2 separate regions of the Homo sapiens genome follow, and region 2 is linked to region 1. Evidence: read pairs that join two places in POLR2A ChIA-PET (ENCODE). Cell type or tissue: OCI-LY7. All regions are shown on one strand. Each heading gives the region's core, and the rest is flanking DNA. Links, peaks and the distances in the headings are about the cores only.

The links. Peaks named below come from ENCODE experiments on the same cell type or tissue, not always from the same donor. Only the 100,000 strongest peaks of a DNase experiment are listed, where the experiment ranks them.
Region 2: POLR2A ChIA-PET joins it to region 1 with 6 read pairs; 5 of 35 experiments call an interaction of 5 or more read pairs at or near these places.

Annotation. Positions count from the first base shown.
Region 1 is chrX:37,760,748-37,766,136 of GRCh38, forward strand. No RefSeq gene overlaps it. Among named protein-coding and RNA genes, the nearest start is that of CYBB, 17 kb to the right of the region's middle. RefSeq lists a silencer at 2,796-2,845. In OCI-LY7, for the core only: no CTCF peak of the experiment used is centred there; no DNase peak of the experiment used is centred there.
Region 2 is chrX:37,812,498-37,817,886 of GRCh38, forward strand. It overlaps CYBB (cytochrome b-245 beta chain), which reads left to right. Exons shown (of 13, transcript NM_000397.4): 13 at 1-964. Among named protein-coding and RNA genes, the nearest start is that of DYNLT3, 32 kb to the right of the region's middle. RefSeq lists an enhancer at 1,243-1,442. In OCI-LY7, for the core only: no CTCF peak of the experiment used is centred there; a DNase peak (open chromatin) is centred at 4,904; H3K4me3 peaks cover 1,077 bases; H3K27ac peaks cover 4,442 bases.

The DNA of each region.
Region 1 (5,389 bases), core at 132-5,131:
GATGCCTTTCAAACATATGAATGAGTTCAGCCAAGATCAACAGAGCCACCTATCCAACCCAAAGATGAGTGCAGATATATAAGTGACCCTGGTGAAGACCAAGAGAACTACCTAGACAACTCATGGACCCAAGAACAATAATGCATGATTAATATTTTAAGCCACGATGATCTGCAGTAGTTTCTATGCAACATTTTTGTAGCAATGAATGATAAATATATCTAACCCTCAAGATTTGTTCCAGGTGCTCTTTTTTCTCAAGCCTCTTTAAATAAGTTCTCTAACCCAAAACAGTAGATCAATTATTTTCTCTGCTTGTTTTCATGGAGTTCTCTCACCTCACTTATTTTAGGCTACATTTATGTTCATCATTTCCTATAACTTATCAGTTGATGGGCCTTGAAACTGTGACTCTCTAATTTCCTACTTGTCTCTCTTTTCTCTTTTCCAAATTGATAAATATATATTAGAAATACAGTGGCCATTTTTTCTTTTTCTTTTCACACATACTTTTAGCAAGTTTATTTTTCCTCTTAACTGCTAGGCCTTATGTCACTCTTATCCACTCAGTGTTATGCCAAAGCCATTGCATACTTGGTCATGAAAGCTAATTGCTAAACTTTCAGAAATTTTGTAAACTGGATATTAAATATAACCATCTTTGAAATCTGCCATGGTGGAAGTATTTACACCACAGAAATGGGCAAATTCTACAAATCAGGGCTGCCTCTCTAAATCCAGAGATGCAGTTATTAAACATGTACTAGTGTATGTACCATTGTCTATACCATTTATATTTTATTGATGAAACCCACTCACCTTTCAACCTCTCTCAGAGGGGCAGATGTACTGCCTGAGGGATTAGAAAGCTGAGAGGAGATAGGTAAAGGTAGTAGAATCTCTGGAAACAGAATATAAAAATTTGATTTCCTATGCATCTGTGTCTCATGGATGCACAAATTTCTGCAGCATTCTTTCTACAGACTGTCTTAACTGGAAAAGGCATTATGTGTGTGGGTGTGACCAAAACTCTAGCATTTACTTTCCTCACTGGTGCTGTGATAGAAATTACCCAATCCTTAGCTGCCCATCCTATAAAGCTCCTTCTTGTGCTTGAAGAATCCACCACTGTGACAGAAGACGAAAAGCTGAAATATTTATTCTCTTTGATTCTTGGCAGATGGAGCAAAAGCAGAAACATAATGAGATGCTTCCAGGACTTTATATATTGATGAGAAGTAGGAGAGTTTAGAATCCCATTCTACTGCCAGTGCTGGTGGTAGATGCCACTGATCCAGATGTTTTCCTTTGGCATCACCTTGGCTTCCCTTTATTCTTGCCTTGTTTCCCCTTCTGTTTCTCCAACCTTCCTGTCAATCTATCAAGACATTGTGTAGCTTTTTGATAAGTTATGTTTTGACAGAGTTAATCAAAAGTTGGCTTCTGTTGTTTGCAACTAAATGCCCTGCTTAAAACAAGCAACATGCTGAGAAATCCATGAAGGTGCCACCAGTGGATATGGGAGACATGAAGTGGCTGTTGATGCCACCACCTGGATGTGGTGCCTGGTTTATGCAGCTAGACTTCCACTAATGGATTAACTCAGTTGAAAGGAGTGTAGCTGACTTTCACATTCAGTTATGCTTTTTCTATAATATTAAAGCTCTTCATTTAAGTAATTTAAATAAAAGTAAAGTATGCTGCATTGAAGAGGATATATAATTTTGAGAAAGATGTAGTCACTAACACTGAGAGAAATAAGGCATATATTTTTTTCATTAATCTTTCATTGTTCTCCCTCAGAGCTTGACCTAACAGTTTCCACCCATGACTTTTCCTTGAGTACTATAAAATTAAGTTAAATTTTCTTGGCTATTCCTTCTTTGACTGATTGTCTTTGGCTCCTAAATCCTTTAGCAACTTTGCACCAAAAGCACTAGCACCATTTATCTCTTGATTTAGAAACAAAGAGATACAATTATGACTATATTTTCTCAATATCTGAGCTAATATTAGAGGAATAGCTAGATCTGCCTCTTCATGACATTTAGAAGAAAGTAAGACTCTGGATATCACTCTCAGTTTTGTCCTTTCTTTTATTGTGACAAAAACAAAAGAAAATGTACTTGATGGCAAGGTCTTTATGAAAATCTCATGAAAATCTTTTGGTTTTCTATTCAAAGTGAGTTTTGTTACATAGTTAAGTTCATTAATTTCGCTTTGAATTTTAAAGATTGCTCTTTGAATATAAATTAGGTTTTCTACAAGTATATAAAATATTTTATTGTTTCCAAGCAAATATATAAAACAAGGCACAGTCAGAAAAATAAAGATTTGATTAAACCAATTTTCTTAGATACCTGCTAGTATATTATACATACATTTCCTACATATAACTTTTAAAGTGGTACCTAAAATGAAGCTAATTCACAAATTAAAAAAATTTAAACAGTAAAGAAATAAAACAGAGAAATTCAATAAAGACAATACTTCTGCCTTTACCCTCACTTCCTGCTTTCTCTGAGCCTAGAAATCAGCCAGAGGTAGAAGTTTAAGTTCTTCTTAGCTATTTTCCAAGTATGTATCTTGCCCAGGACATGTGTGTGGGCTTTAGTTTTCCTAGTCTACATGGAAGCTTTTCAAAGCCCTTATTCACCCAAGGAATCTCACACCAAAGATTTTCCTGCCAGAGTTTTATTGTGTCCTTTGTTTGTTCCAAATGTTTTTATTTATTTATTTATTGCCCTAGATGATAGTGGCTTGCTTTTCAAAGTTTTGAGGAAGGAACTTCACATAACCACTTCTCTACCCTGAGAAAGCTCCAAATTAGGTAAAACAAAATTAAGCACCTTGTGTCAGTTCTTCAGGGAACCCCCAAACAGATCAAAACAGACAAACACTATTCTGCTCTGCTGAAACACTTTCTGCTCTGTTGAAACAATATCTGCTCTTCTCCCTTCAGAACCAGGTGCCCACAATCAGAATGAAGAATTCTGTCTGAAGATCACTGTCCCACTGAGAAGGAGTGGGGTGGAACAAAAGTAAAATGCCACAAAGCTATCATGTTGTGCTTTCTCCTGGTTGAGCATTCACTTAGTTGCTGTAAACCTTTCATTATCTTCCAGGGTCCTGAGAAGTTTCATCCTGATTGCTTTTTTCACAGATTTTTCAATGGTTCTGGGGATATACAGGCCCCTAGATTTCCTTACTCCACCTGTATGACTATTAGGCAGCTCAGGCTGCCATAACAGAGTACCAGAGACTTGGTGGCTTAAACAACAAAAAATTAGGATTATTGGATTAGGACTCCACCTTTATGACCTCATTTAAACTTAATTACCTCCTTAAAGATCCTGTCTCCAATTACAGTGACACAGAGGATTAGGTCTTCAACAAATGGGTGTGAGGAGAAAGGGACAAATTACATTGTCTTTTTTGCTGACATCATCTTGACTTCATTATTATTATTATTTTTTAATAAAACGAAAACCTTTCCCAACAATGCTTTACCCTCCTTTGGAAGATTATTGAAGGCTACTTTCAAGGAAGTTTGGAAGAGCTATTATTTGTTTTTCATCCTTTATATTGAGGACAACAGAAAAGAAGGGAGATGATAAAACATTTGGAATAGTCAAGACAATGCCTGCTATGCTGGTATTTAACAAACTAAACTATTCTGGGGAGATGTGAAGTGGAGACAGCCAGAGGGAATCTCATTTTGACTCTAGGGTTGCATTGCTCATGATGCCTCTTTGATTTCAGCTATTTCATCAACATAGTAATTGTATATATTCACCTGAGACCCAAGCATTGCTCATAATTGGGACATATTGCTAGCTGTTTCATGAGAGTTTTGGGATCTATAGTCAAATGTGTATCATAAATCCATGGACCCTTCACCAATTTGATGGGCATGTTTCTTTTCTTTCTTTTTCTTTTCTTCTTTTTTCTTTTTTCTTTTGAGACAGGGTCTCTGTCACCCAGTCTGGAGTGCAGTGGCATGATCACTGCTCACTGCAGCCTCAAACTCTTGGGCTCAAGCAGTCCTCCCACGTCAGCCTCCTGAGTAGCTGGGATTACAGGCACACACTACCATACACAGCTAATTTTTTTATTTTTTATTATTTATTTATTTATTTATTTTGAAGAGACGGGGTCTCACTGTGTTACCCAGACTGATCTCGAACTCCTGGACTCAAGCAATCCCCCAGCCTCAGCGTGCCGAAGTGCTGGGATTACAGGCATGAGCCACCACATCTGGCCAGGCATGTTTCATTTTTAAATCCAATCAGCACTTTTAAAACTGAACCACACTTACAGGACTGATATTTATCCAATTATATATAGATATAGATATTTAAATTTCAAAAGCAAATAGAAAATTTTAAATTACTCCATAGTCATCAATTTTTTAAAAAAATTATGATTTCACTTCCACCAAAATGTTTGCCTGTGTTCAAAATATTTATTTAATCCATTTAGGCCAGGAAAGTTTAGCAAGGAAAATGGGTGTAGTCTCAGAATTATATACAAATATGATTTGAGTCTGAATACCTTCATTTCCTTGAACTGAGGGCAGTATTCACACTTTATGCTTATAGTTTCAAGTTCAGAGTGTGCAGATGTCTTTGCACATCCATGAGAAAGTAAAATCTTGTGATTCATTTGCAGTCTTGCTGATTGACTTTCTTAGGATTCTTTAATTACTGAGATACTCAGTCTCAGAAAGCAATTCTGTAAATCTCCCAAATGGCCACAAATGAATAATCTCATATTAAAGTATAATAAATATTCATTATCTGCTTTACTTTTTTATGTCCACTATAAAACAGGCTGATGAATAACCCCTGGTTTACCAATAGGAAGTTGACAGCAACCTCAGTAAGGTCTTACTGGAGAGAAATGAGGGGAAGCAGATGTTGTGGGTTGAGGTGAGGGAGTGAGATGCCTCAAAATGGCTGAGGCTGTGATAGGGAAGAAAGAGCTTGGCTGGGATTAGGAAGACATGTGCACACCACAAGGATCTGGTTTCATTTTGTTTTTAAATAGAAGCCTGTAAATGTTGTTGATAGGAAGCTAATCTACTTCAATTTAGGACTAGCTTCTGCCTTATCCCACAAGATGACCATTAATTCAAGGTTGATGTTGTGTTGTGCTTGTTAATTAGCTTTATGAAGATATAAACAACAGAAAGGGACTATAAAACAGGAAAAGGAAAACCAGCAATAATTATCGTGTATCCCTTTTTTCCATGATCATCATCATGAACAGGAAAGCCCCTTATCGGCCATATCATTTCTTGGGACAGATATTCTGTTTTATTCCGTGACCTATTCCTAATCTCTGTGAGAACCACTTCTATCCACCATGACATTCTCTTCCACAAACT
Region 2 (5,389 bases), core at 112-5,111, 52 kb after region 1:
TTCCCTGCCCCAGATTTCTTAAAGTTTGATATGTATAGAATATAATTGAAGGAGGTATACACATATTGATGTTGTTTTGATTATCTATGGTATTGAATCTTTTAAAATCTGGTCACAAATTTTGATGCTGAGGGGGATTATTCAAGGGACTAGGATGAACTAAATAAGAACTCAGTTGTTCTTTGTCATACTACTATTCCTTTCGTCTCCCAGAATCCTCAGGGCACTGAGGGTAGGTCTGACAAATAAGGCCTGCTGTGCGAATATAGCCTTTCTGAAATGTACCAGGATGGTTTCTGCTTAGAGACACTTAGGTCCAGCCTGTTCACACTGCACCTCAGGTATCAATTCATCTATTCAACAGATATTTATTGTGTTATTACTATGAGTCAGGCTCTGTTTATTGTTTCAATTCTTTACACCAAAGTATGAACTGGAGAGGGTACCTCAGTTATAAGGAGTCTGAGAATATTGGCCCTTTCTAACCTATGTGCATAATTAAAACCAGCTTCATTTGTTGCTCCGAGAGTGTTTCTCCAAGGTTTTCTATCTTCAAAACCAACTAAGTTATGAAAGTAGAGAGATCTGCCCTGTGTTATCCAGTTATGAGATAAAAAATGAATATAAGAGTGCTTGTCATTATAAAAGTTTCCTTTTTTATTCTCTCAAGCCACCAGCTGCCAGCCACCAGCAGCCAGCTGCCAGCCTAGCTTTTTTTTTTTTTTTTTTTTTTTAGCACTTAGTATTTAGCATTTATTAACAGGTACTCTAAGAATGATGAAGCATTGTTTTTAATCTTAAGACTATGAAGGTTTTTCTTAGTTCTTCTGCTTTTGCAATTGTGTTTGTGAAATTTGAATACTTGCAGGCTTTGTATGTGAATAATTCTAGCGGGGGACCTGGGAGATAATTCCTACGGGGAATTCTTAAAACTGTGCTCAACTATTAAAATGAATGAGCTTTCTTTGTGTCTGTGTTACTGATCTTTGTATTAAAGGGTAAATTCAGCTAGTAACAATTTTCTCTACCCCGGTGGGGTTGAGACACTCTGTGTTTCTGTATATGATATGCCAAACACTTCATGGTTTATGGATTGGGAAGTGAAAGCTGAAGACTAAGTTCTGTGCTGAATACTGTTGATCCTCACAACACTAATATAAGGGACAGGGAGGGCAACTTAATGTCATAGACAGAATTTCAGAAACGAAGAAGCCCCAGTGTGACATCTTTGTTCCACGTCTACTGAACTTTCATGTTCTAACTTCACAATTGAGTATCATCAATTGTGGGCAATATGGGCAATTGTGGGCAATTGTGAGCAATTGTGGGCATATATGCTCATGCTTCTGTGATAGCCCTTGTTCTAAATGAGTCAACCGGTTACGATCTCCACTATTTAGGAAATGCATAGGGGTGTGGGCATGACATGTTCCTGTGGGAGTCAACAGGTGCTGCCATGGAGGGAAAGGACATTACCTAAAATAAATGGCAGTAATAGAAATAGCCAACATTTGGTAAACACCTCCTACTATGCCGAACATTTTACATACACTTTATTTAATCCCTCAGCAACACTACAAGGTAGCCGTTTTATCCTAATTTTGTTGATAAGAAAACAGTCTGAACGAAGATGAATGAGAAGGAAAAGTACCCATAACTATTGGGTGACTATGTCAACATTCAATCCACATCTTTCTGGGGACAAACTCCATGTCCTTTATACTACACTAGCAGATTACACTAGGTATAAAAAATTAAGGATATTTTCTTTCTCTCTCTCTCTCTCTCCTTTTTGTTTGAGACGGAGTTTTGCTCTTGTTGCCCAGGCTGGAGTGCAATGGCACGACCTCAGCTCACCGCAACCTCTGCCACCCGGGTTCAAGCGATTATCCTGCCTCAGCCTCCTGAGTAGTTGGGATTACAGGCATGCGCTACCGCGCCTGGCTAATTTTGTATTTTTAGTAGAGACGGGGTTTCTCCATGTTGGTCAGGCTGGTCTCAAACTCCCAACCTCAGGTGATCCACCGGCCTCAGCCTCCCAAAGTGCTGCGATTACAGGCATGAGTCACCGCACCCGGCCAAAAACTAAGGATATTTTCAAAGCAATTATGCTAGGTACAAATTATGTACCAAGAATAGCTGGGTAACAGTGGTAACATAAATCTCTAGTTTATACCATTTAAGTAGCTTGGTATCTTAGTTTAGAAACACTGGTTAATCTGATTCATGCTCATTTTTACTTTTAAATTATGATAAAATAGAACCTATCAAAAAATGGAATTATTTTGCTTGGAGAAAAGAAGGCTGTAGGGTGACTCAATAATATTTATTAAGTCTACTTTTTCATTTATATTTATTTTATTTATAAACAATTTCTGTCTTTCAGAGAATGGCCAGCTGTTGTCTATAGTTTTGTGTGTGTGTGTGTGTGTGTGTGTGTGTGTGTGTGTGTCTGTGTGTAATAAGATTGCATGAGGAAGGAGCTAAATTTCTCAACCATAAATTCAGTTGGGCAAAAAACAAAGTGTTGACAGAGGCTAGGAAATCTGACCACTAGAGATTTTTAAAACCTGGAAAAATGATCAACCAAGTGGCCTGAGATTCATTTAAACTTGTAGCCTTTATTATCTTGTTGTAGTGGTTGGGGAATGAGGTAGTCTAAGTAATTGGATATTCCAGTTAATACTTATTGCTAATAGATTCATAATTTTCAAGGAAGTGGGATGCTATAAATTATAAGAAGAAACTAAATCCTGAAATACACTTCTTCTTGGATTTAAAAAATACTAGGAAATGTTGTACATGAGCAGAGGCCACTGTGAGCTTATTTTCTAGATTTTACTCTGAAGAACTAATGACATGAAGACTGTGCTTATCTGACTTTTGAAAATAGCCCGAAGTATTTTCTTCCTACTTCATAGAGGACTGCTCCAAAGACAGCAAACTTGATTTATATAAGAAATAAAGTCCAAAAGATCTTCATAAATCTTAAAATTACATTCGATTATAAAGAAATCACCAAGTTTAGCATTATGTTAGATCCCTTGATTGCTAAATATCACTTCCTCTTTTCAGTAATAATAAAATCACTAACCTACTTATGCTCATAGAAAACACTAAACATCACTTTTTCTGATCAGATGAGGGCAAGTCAGGGCATAAGGAATGAAAACGACTTCGTTATTTCCAAGAGATTCTAGGGCAATTCTTAGAAATCTTTATGTCGATTGATAAGAAAAAAAAATTATGCTACCTAAACATCTCTTGGGAATAGCAAATGTGCTTGCATTGGCTGAAAACCATCAGGGAACACTATTAACATGGGAGTTATTCCAGACCAAGCTATTGGAGATCAGCACAGCTATCTGATTATCCTGTTTTCCAGGTGGGGGCTCTGCATAACTCGCGGCTAAAATATCACACTCACATCTATGTTATCAACTTCCTGCTGCATTCCTTACCCAGTGCTTATTCCGCTGGGACAAACATGCCTATGGCTTTACTGAGATCGAAGGCAACAGCAAGCTTGACCATGCCCAACTCACAAAGAAAGTCAGATGCAAAACAGCCTTTAAGAACATGAGTTTTTGCCCTTCCTTTATAGAAAATAATCACAAAACTTTCCTTTCCTTTTGGTAAATATAAAAATGCATTTTGAGAAATTCATTTCCTCTTTGAGATATTGTTTATCAAATGGTGAGGGGATGGGAATCGGGGGAAAATGTAAAACAAATGAATGGTAACCATATTAATAGAAAAAACAAGATAAGGAATATAATGAATAGTGTGTTTTTTATTGTTTTTTTTTAAACAGTAATGCTTGAATTGATTGCAAATTGGCTCAGATTTCCGACTTCTCCCTGGATCCACATCCTCTGCAGTGTGACTTTGTAATTCCTTCCATCATGAGGAGTCCTTTTGCTCATCCCTTGAATCTGGGCTATTCTCATAACGAACTGACCAATAGAATGTGGCAAAAGTGACGTGTGAGTTCCAGAGTCTAGGTCTCAGGAAACCTAGTGTGCTTCTCTTCTCTCTTTTGCTTCTCTACCTTTTCCATACAGAATGCTCAGGCTAGCCCGCTCAAGGGTGCAACCTATGGGGCAGAGCAGAGTCAGCCTACTTAGTCCCAGCCCTAAGACCCCAGATATGTGAGAGAGAGCCCAAGACTAACAAAACTGCCCAGGCCATCCACAGATGACTGTAGATACATGTGTAAGTTCAGTTCACATCCTCAGAACCACCCAGATGTCCTGTAGATGCATGAGAAATGTTAAATGCTTGTTGTTTTAAGCCACTAACTTCAGAGTAGTTTGTTATATAACAAAACCGCTGATGCAAATGGCATCAAAAATTGTTGAAAGAGAGATGGGGGTTCAGGGTGAGAGCTGTAGGTGATTGTATCTGTGCTAATACCACATAGCCCTTTTTTGGGGATTGCCATGAATAATATATTAGCTTTGCTATGAGTAAAATACTATATCCTCTGAATTGTCATGAATTACGTGGAGTCATACGTGTTTTGGAAGTGTGAAAGTCCCTGGGCTCAGATAAAAGGTGTTGCCATCTGGAAAGTACAGGTAGTTTATTTCAATTCTGCTCCAATAACTAGCACGTCATTCCATTCATGTAGAAATAAGCTACTGGCTATCTCACTATCTGAAATAGAAGTATGAACTGTGGGTAAGTGGGTGAGGACAATGTCTGAGCAACCAAAAAGGAGCTCAAATCCACAAACGGTACATTAAACAGTGGCGAAGTCAGTCAGAAATTCACTCAGAGTTGTTGTGTACTTGCCATAACCAGCTTAGTCATGTTGGTCCCAAAGTCATAGTTGATGAGAAGTAGCAAGTTAAGAGAGAAAGACTTCTAGAGATAGGTACATACACAATGATAACAAGTGACATCAGAGAACCTAAGGAAGGGCAAAGAAAGAAACACTGCAAAGCAGACTCAAACACTTAAAAGCATAGCAGCTTGGGGCCAGTTAGTGTAAGAGAAAAGGAGCTCCATATGCCTCAATAGAACCTAAGAGCATCATTGTACTGCATTTATTCATTCATTCACTTCACATGTTTATTCAACAAATGCTATGTATACTGAGATTTTTCTCTGGTCATTGTACTGGCTAGAACCTAAAGGAGTGAGACTATTAATTAGAGTTTACAATCTGGCAATGATATTAACAGTCTATTCACAAAAGGGTTAACTCAAGTTAAGCCGGCCTAAATGTTTATGCAAAATAGGATTTTTGCCTAAGTCTAAAGGGTATCAGAAAAGTGTAGCCATTGAGAATGACTCATTTCATGGTGTTCTCGGATGGCTTAAGTATTATTAATATGTCTCCATTTCTAGTGCAGGAACCTCCACGTTTTAGAGGAAAGGAGGA